Regions from separate parts of the Homo sapiens genome. Here region 1 is linked to region 2. A link is a loop called in an ENCODE intact Hi-C map of the cell type or tissue named here. Cell type or tissue: PC-9. All regions are shown on one strand.

Region 1 (4,000 bases), 160 kb before region 2:
TGTCAGTAGTGCAGTAGTTAAGAAACCTGCTCCGCATTAACTCATAGCAGTTTTATTGAAACTTTGGTGAAAAAAACTGACTCAGTCATGCTCACGAACGAATGCATGAACATTTATTTAACTCTGTCTCTATGCCAGGAATTGTGCTAGGCATTGGGAAGACACCGTAAAAGAATAATACACAGTCTTACCCTGGAGAAATTCACCAACTCCCTATCTGGCCAGAGATCTGAAGTCAGATCTTCCTATTTCTACATGAGATTTCTGTTTGGGTAGGGCAGTTATATCTTGCTTTTTAGATAAAACAGCCCCAATGTTTTTCTTTTAAAAAGCTTTCCACATGCACTCATTTATGAGCTGTGTCTGATATCCATCATACCTCTGCCATCTTGGAAAATGGCAGTTACAATGGTTAATATCCCAGTGTAGCTCTAATGCATTGTATCATTGTTCCCAATTTTCCACACCTCCCTATACCCATCCTCTTTGCCGCGTGACTTGTGCTCATTCCCTCCACAGAAAGGATATCTTTCCCCACCCTATTAATGTTGGGCTTGGCCAGGTGCTTTGGCCAGTGGCACGTTAGCATATGTGATGCAAGCAGAAGCTTGAAATGTGTTTGTGAAATTGGGTTTGTTCTCTTGTACTTCTGCCATTTCCATGATGTGCTGGCCCAGGAATTATGGGAGACCAATACAGAAGACCTAAACTCCACCCTCAGCTTAGAGCCAAGCCCAGGCAGCCCGCAGCCTGGAGCAGAGCCACGCAGCCAACCTCAGCCTAAGTCAGCCGAACCTCAGTCAACTGCAGAATTGTAGCCATGAGAATAAGTACTTGTTGCTATAAGCCACTGAGTTTTGAAGTGGTTTGTTACACAGCATTGCTGTGGTGAGAACTGACTAATACAGTAGCTGTATTCACCCAAGGTACTGTGCACTTTTGTGGGTCAGAAACACAAACAAATGTCCAGATTATCTGAGCAGCTTTTCTGGGATAGTAAGCATAACTTACATTCATAGAACACAGTGTAGTTATTTTTACATGACATGTTATTGGTTTGCACCAAACACCCACAAGACAGGTAATATTTCCTCTATTTTACAGATGAAGATCATATTGTTCTTAGAAGATACATTACTTGCTTGAGATCACAAAGCTTTGCTTCCTTGCAAAAGGGACAGGTATAAGAAGAAGACTTGCATCCTCTTTCCACTTTTTCCTGGAGCTGAAGCAACCCCATTGCAACCATTAGATAGGTATCAGTTAGCTACTGCTGTGTAACAAACAACCTCAAAATTTGTTAGCTTGTAACAATAACCATTTATTATTGGTCACATGTCTATGTGTGAATTGTGGGTTCTGCTGACATGGTAGGCTCAGCTGATCTTGATTGGGCTCACTTATGCATCTGTGGTCAGCTGGCAAGTTGACCAGAAGCTGGCTGACTTAGAATGGGTGCACTCACATGTCTGGTGGCTGGCTGGCTGACAAATGGGACAACAATGAGTGACTTGGCCACTCCTCTGTCATCATTCAGCAGGCCAGCCCAGATTTTGTCCCATGGCCTAGGTTCCAAAAATAAGAGTGGAAGCACACAAAGACTCTCAAAGCCTGAGTTCCAGAACTCCCCATCAATGTCACCACATTCTATTGGCCAAAGCAAATCGTAAGACCAACCAGGATCCCAGAGATAGAATAATAGACTCCACCTCTCAATGGGAAGAGCCACTAGGTCATATTACAAAGGGCTGAATGAAGGAGGGGTGGAGGCCTGAGGTCATTTTTGTGGTCAGTTAATCTGTGATGAGGTGTCAAGCATAAGCAGGAAATGCCAGCAGGTGAAGGCTGGTGGCACATAGAGACAAGAAGAGTCTTTGTGAGTGACCTGAGACTTCCCGCTCCATTCCTTAAGTGTGTAATCAATAAGTGTCCTAGTGGATTCAACTTCTGCAGGATGGGTTTCGTGTAACCTGGAGCCAAAAGTTTTCCTAACTGACAGAGTGAGGCATGTGGTAAAGGAATGAGGAAGCAGGAATTACACAGGATTCAAATCTTATCTCCACCACGTATTAATTAGCTGTATGACCCCTAGCCCGTTATTTGACCTCTATGACCTTCAGTGTCCTCATCTATAGAGGGACATGGAAATACCTAGCAGATGCTTGCTGGAGGGACTAGAGATCAGGTGTGCAATATATTCTTAAGAGTAGTAATAGTGGCTTAGCCCTGGGCAAAGCCAAGCATGTGTTATACATTTTAACATTTAATTCCTTTATTACCTCATTAATACCTTTATTACCTCATTACCAACTCCACTTTTTTCCTACAAGAAATATGAAAATTAAAGAGTGAGTAAGTACAAAAGGATTTTAACCCAAATGGTTTGACTCCAGAGCCCCGTCTCCTACCCACGTTTCAATACTGCCTGCCACAACTGGGTCCTGCTGATTTACAGTTAAAAAACAGCTATCTAAACAATGTCCAAACAAACTGTCCAAAACAGTGGCTAAAATCAAATAAACCTGACCCTTCCAACTGCTGGCAAAGATAAAGAGAAACCGGAATTCTCCAGTAATTATGGTGGGAATGCAAAAAGGTACAGATACCATGGAAAACAGTTTGGTGCTTTCTCGAAAAGTTAAACATGCACTTAACTCTATGACCAGTAGTCATCTTTCTGGGCACTGAGCCTAGAGAAATGAAACGATGTCCACCCAAAAACCTATTTGGTACACACAAATGTTGAATAGCAGCTGTATTCATAGTCACCAAAGGCTGGAAATGACCTAAATGCCCCTCAAGAGGTGAAGGACAACCTGGTGCAACCACTCAAGGAAATACTACTCAGCAATACACAAGAACACAGAAACATGGATGGATCTTAAGAGCATGATGCTAGAGAAAGAAGCCAGGGGCAAAAGGCCACATGCTGGACGGCTCCATTGACATGGCATTCTGCGAAAGGCAAAATTATAGGGCCAGAAATCAGAAGGGTTGGTAGGGGCTAAGGGTAGGGGGAGGGTTTGACTACTGAGGGGCATGAGGGAACTTTTAGGGGAGATGGAAATATTCTATATCTTGATTGTGGTGGTGGTGGTTATATAAAACTCATAGCACTGCACCCGAAAGAGTGAATTTTACTGAATATAAGTTATATCTCAGTTAAAAATAATAACTTCACACATGTCCCATTCAAATACCAAGGGTTCTATGAGTCCACTGCTGTAGCTTTGGATTCAGTAGCTAAGGAAAGGAAGCTCAGCTGGCCATGGGTGAGACTGGAGCCCAGGTCTCTGGCTCCAGGGCAGAGCTTGCTGCCCTGCCCTGCTCTGCAGTGAGTCTCAGTGTCAGCAGCCATAGTCATCAGGCTCTGTGCCTAGGCCAAGAGAAGATCCACAGGTCAGCAGAGCAGTCCCTGCCTGCACCCAGGATGGGTCTGACCTGCCACATCAGACCTGGTCAAGGAGATGGACTGAGCTTCTGCTGCCCAGACAACCCCACCAGAGCCCTGGAATTGGGACCTGGGACCCCCGTCACAGCTGTACCCTGCAGTTGGTGGGAGGGGATGGCCCATCTGTCCCCTTGTCCACCAGCTCTCTCAAGAGGCTCTCTCATCCACTCAAGAGGAGGCTTGTTTTGAGTCCTAAAAGCAGCATTCTTAAGCCTGGTGCGGGCAGCTCCTTTAAACACTGTATTTACTATCAACAGTGGCCCTGCACAGACAGAGCTAGCTCCGCATTTCTCCACCTGAGCAGGAGGGCCCCAGATGCCAGGCCCAGATAGCACAACAAAGAAATGGAAACACAATGGGCTCCAGGTCTGAAAACAAATACAACGGTGACACAGCAATGTCACCTGGAAAAGCTGTTGGGAGTTGCTATAAATGTAATAAAACGCTTTAAAGAGCAGATGACAGATTATCGAGCCATAGATACATTTGGGGCGATGGTGTGGCACAGGTTTGGGCCCTGTCAGGCCTGGTGGCATCTGAGCCTGGTTG
Region 2 (4,000 bases):
ACCCGCCCAGAAGAGTAGGCCAGGTGCTCCTCTCCTTCACTCTAAGCTCTGTAGATGTTGGTTCAGTACAACCTCACAGCCCCACAAGTCCAGGCTTAAGATGTCACAGGATCCTTAGGGTGTTGCTTCACCAGCCAGAGACCTCTGTGGCTGGTGGCACCTCTGCTTGGGTTTTGCTTGCACCTGCTGGGCTCATTCCTCCCACTCAGCCTGGCAGGCTGCATTCGGCTTGCACTACCAGCCTGGATCCCACACCTGCTAAGGGTGGGATCCCACACCTGCAGGTGGGAGTGTTGAGGGGTGTGTGAGCAAGCGAGTGTGGGGTCCGGCCACTGCTCACAGCCAGGGGCACCAACTGTGGCAGGGAGGGCATCTCCAGGCGCTGGGTCCATGCCAGGCTGAGGGTGGACTAGACATACCACAAGTGGCTTCTGCTGCGGGCACCAGCATCTGGACAGGGGGAATGTAATGGCACCTGAAAGCTCGGAGACACTGGGAACTGCAGAGCCCCAAAGAGGGTGTTAGAGCCTGTCACAGTCCTGGTTTGGGGAGCCCTGAGGTCTGGGCTCCCAGAAGGGCCACAGCTCTTCTCTCCTTCTTGTTGCCCATAATGTGGTGAGCAGGGGACATGCTTCAGTCTTGTTTGTTCTACAACTCTTTCAGTCCCAGTATTCATTGGATTGCAAGTTCTTGTACTGCATCTAGGAAGAATGAGGTATGCAGACAACTGGAGGGTTAGCAAGGCAGAGAGGAGCGTCACTGAACAACAGAACAGCTCTCAGGAGACCCAAAGTGGGTAGCTCCTTTCCGCAGGCAGGTCATCCCCACCTGTGTGTGAGTCTGGCTGAGTCTGGGGTTTTTATGCGCTCAGAATGGACGAAGTGCATGCTGATTGGTCCATGGTCAACCATGGGCAGGCCTGGAAAAAGCACCATCCAGTTGGCCAAATGGTCATCAATGAAGTTCTCACTCTGTGCTGTGGACTTCCTCCAGAACTGGCAGCCTTGCCCCCAGGCTTCAGGCCATCCCTGGCCTGTAGGTGGAGTTTCACCAAGGACCCATCCTTCCCACCTAGGAACCTGTCTGCTTCCTGCTGTCATCAACATGTCATCCACGGTGCCCAGGCTGTTCACACTAAGGGGCAACTGCAGGCCCTTGCTGAGCTGCCCTCAGGCCCCTGGCCTCCCTCCCATGCTCGTCAGTGCCCAAGGTCTGGAGGGGGCTGAGGTGAGGAGGGGGCTGGTGTGTCAGCTCTGTGCCAAGCATGTGCACAGCCAGCTGGGTTGCAACAGCACCTGGGCACAGCCACAACTTTGCTCCAGAATCACAGCAGGCCCCGGGAGTGAGAAGAGGCCTGAGAGCAGGAGCAGGCACTTCTGAGCCTGTGGGGGCCAGGAGATTCTCAGGCCCCTGAGAGTACAGGGATGCCCCGGTTTGAAGCTGTGGCTGGGTGGCTGCATCCATGCCTGGGAGTACAGGGGTCCCACCCTGCCAACTCAGTAGGGGGCAGGCCTCCCACCTGTTCCTGCCCCACCAGCTCTGGAGAGAGCATAGCCCCACCTGCACCACCCCTGCTGCAGCTGGTGTCCCCACAGCGGCTTCTCCAGATGGGCTGCCACTGCCATCAAAGAGAGAAGAGAGGACAAAGCTTGCCAAGAAATGAGGTTGAGCTTGGGAATAAGACAAGCCTGGCTTCAAGTTTGCCTTTGTTACTTACTAGTTCTGAGACCTTGTTTAGTCCGTTTTTTTATTGTTGTTTTTGTTTTGTTTTTTGGGGTTTTTCTGTTTTTTGTTTTTTTGGAGAGAGGGTTTCTGTCATGCAGGCAGGAGTGCAGTGGCACAGTCATGGCTCACTGCAGCGTCAACCTCCTGGACTCAGGTGATCCTCCTACCTCAGCCTCCTGAGTAGCTGGGACTACAGGTGCATGCCATTATGCATGGCTAAGTTTTATATTTTTTGTAGAGACAGGGGTTTCACTATGTTGCCTAGGCTGGTCTGAAACTCCTGGGCTCCAGTGATCCACACACCTTGGCCTCCCAAAGTGCTGGGATTAGAGGCGTGAGCCACTGCACCTACCTTTGATTAGAGTCTTAACCTCATTTATCTTGACTTTCTTCCATGTGAAATGGGACTACTTCCCAGGGAAGTTTTAAGGTTCACGTGAGATATTGTGAATGAAGTGCCCGGCACAGCACCAAATACGCACTAGGTGCTCAGTTAATGTTTGCTTCTCTTCCTTGGGTTCAGTCCTACCCAAAAGCATGGATGGCGTGTGTGTGTCTGTTGCCTGCCGAGCATGGTCTGATATTGGAGAAACGTAGTCTATGCCCCCGCTGAGATCAGAGAACAGCAGCTGTCCTTGGACTGCTCCTACTGTGCTGCCTCCAGTGGTCAGAGGCAGGGATGCCATTCCTCATTGCCTTTTCTGTGAATGCAGCAGGCACTTGCCACGGTTGCCTAGAATCTTTTGTGCTCTTCCCCATGCTTTGTTGACAGATATTTCATTAAATCTAAGCTGCCATCAATTGTAAGATGCATCATTATTTTATGGAGCAGTAAGAGGAAATGCAGACAGTTAAACACAGGCATAATGCTTTCTTATCATTTAGCATTTGTATTTTGTTCTTGAAAGATCTCATTTAAGGCCAGGCATGGTGGCTCATGCTTGTAATCCCAACACTTTGGGAGGCCAAGGCGGGCAGATTGCTTAAGCCCAGGAGTTCGAGACCAGCCTGGGCAACATAGGGAGACTCTGTCTCTACAAAAATACAAAACAATCGCCAGACATGGTGGCTCGTGCCTGTAGTCCCAGCTACTTGGGGGGATGAGGGATGAGCTCCAGCTACTTAGGCATCAACTTGAGCCTGGAAGTTTGAAGATGCAGTGAGCTATGATTGTACCACTGCACTCCAGCCTGGGCAACAGAGTGAGACCCTGTCGCAAAAAGGAAAGATCTCATTTCTATTTAGTGAAGTGTAGATCTCTCTTGTGCATATATTTTAATTTTTTGAGATGGAGTTTCGCTCTTGTTGCCCAGGCTGGAGTGCAGTGGCATGATCTCGGCTCACTGCAACCTCCACCTCTCAGGTTCAAGCAATTCTCCTGCCTCAGCCTCCCGAGTAGCTGGGACTACAGGCATGTGCCTCCACGCTCAGCTAATTTTTGTATTTTTAGCAGAGATGGGGTTTTACCATGTTGGCCAGGCTAGTCTCGAACTCCTGACCTCTGGTGATCCACCCGCCTCGGCCTCCCAAAGTGCCAGGATTACAGGCGTGAGCCACCGCGCCCAGCCCTTGTGCATATATTTTAAAAGGACCCACATTTATTGCAGAGTCTTCTGGATCCCTTTTATACTCAGAATCGCCTGTGTTGCTGGTTTGGCACCATAGGCGGTGCGCTGGGCCCTGATGAGCATTGGCGTTGCAGCATTTTTGAAGAGAGTGCTTCACCGTTGGCCCAGGATTTCCTTCCAAGCCGCTGATGCCCCCTCTGCACTCTTTCAATGCAGATGCTCTCTTGGTCTTAGGCAGAGATTTCATGTGTGTGCAGGCAATGTCAACCACATTACCAAACTGCCAAATGGCAGAGGCATCACCAACTGTCAGAAGCATCCTGATTTCAGAGACATGAAAATGTGGGGAAAATGTGTGTTTTAGAATCAGTGAAATACACTGGCTCCCCAAAACTGTGAATCCTGTCTTTTTCTTAAGGTCAAAATTTGGTAAGCTACATTTCCCAGCCTCCCTTGCAGGCAGTGACCCAACTTCCGTCAATAAGATGCACCCATAGGAGGTTTTGATTTGGAAGCAACATGAGGAAGCAGGATGGGTGGAGGTGGTCTGTTGCTGGTATAGGAGGCAGCAGAGACAGTGTTTCTGGGGTTCATCACAGCAATTAAGCAGTGCGTTGTTTCTGGAAGCTTTGCCTGGACCTGCTTTTTTAGCCCTTCTAGCAATTCTGGTGGGGATAAATTCCTCTCTGCCCCTACTAGTTAGAGTT

Evidence for each region. A loop is a pair of places that touch in the nucleus more often than their neighbours do. Peaks named below come from ENCODE experiments on the same cell type or tissue, not always from the same donor. Only the 100,000 strongest peaks of a DNase experiment are listed, where the experiment ranks them.
Region 1: it touches region 2 in a loop (2.6-fold over the local background); 2 of 110 quality-filtered maps call a loop at or near these places.

What each region holds. Positions count from the first base shown.
Region 1 is chr2:121,139,160-121,143,159 of GRCh38, forward strand. LOC105373588 (a long non-coding RNA gene) reads right to left here and starts at 1,550. Exons shown (of 2, transcript XR_923269.1): 1 at 1,466-1,550. In PC-9, no CTCF peak of the experiment used is centred here; a DNase peak (open chromatin) is centred at 1,772.
Region 2 is chr2:121,295,270-121,299,269 of GRCh38, forward strand. No RefSeq gene overlaps it. Among named protein-coding and RNA genes, the nearest start is that of TFCP2L1, 12 kb to the left of the region's middle. In PC-9, CTCF peaks have their summits at 2,354 and 2,560; a DNase peak (open chromatin) is centred at 2,452.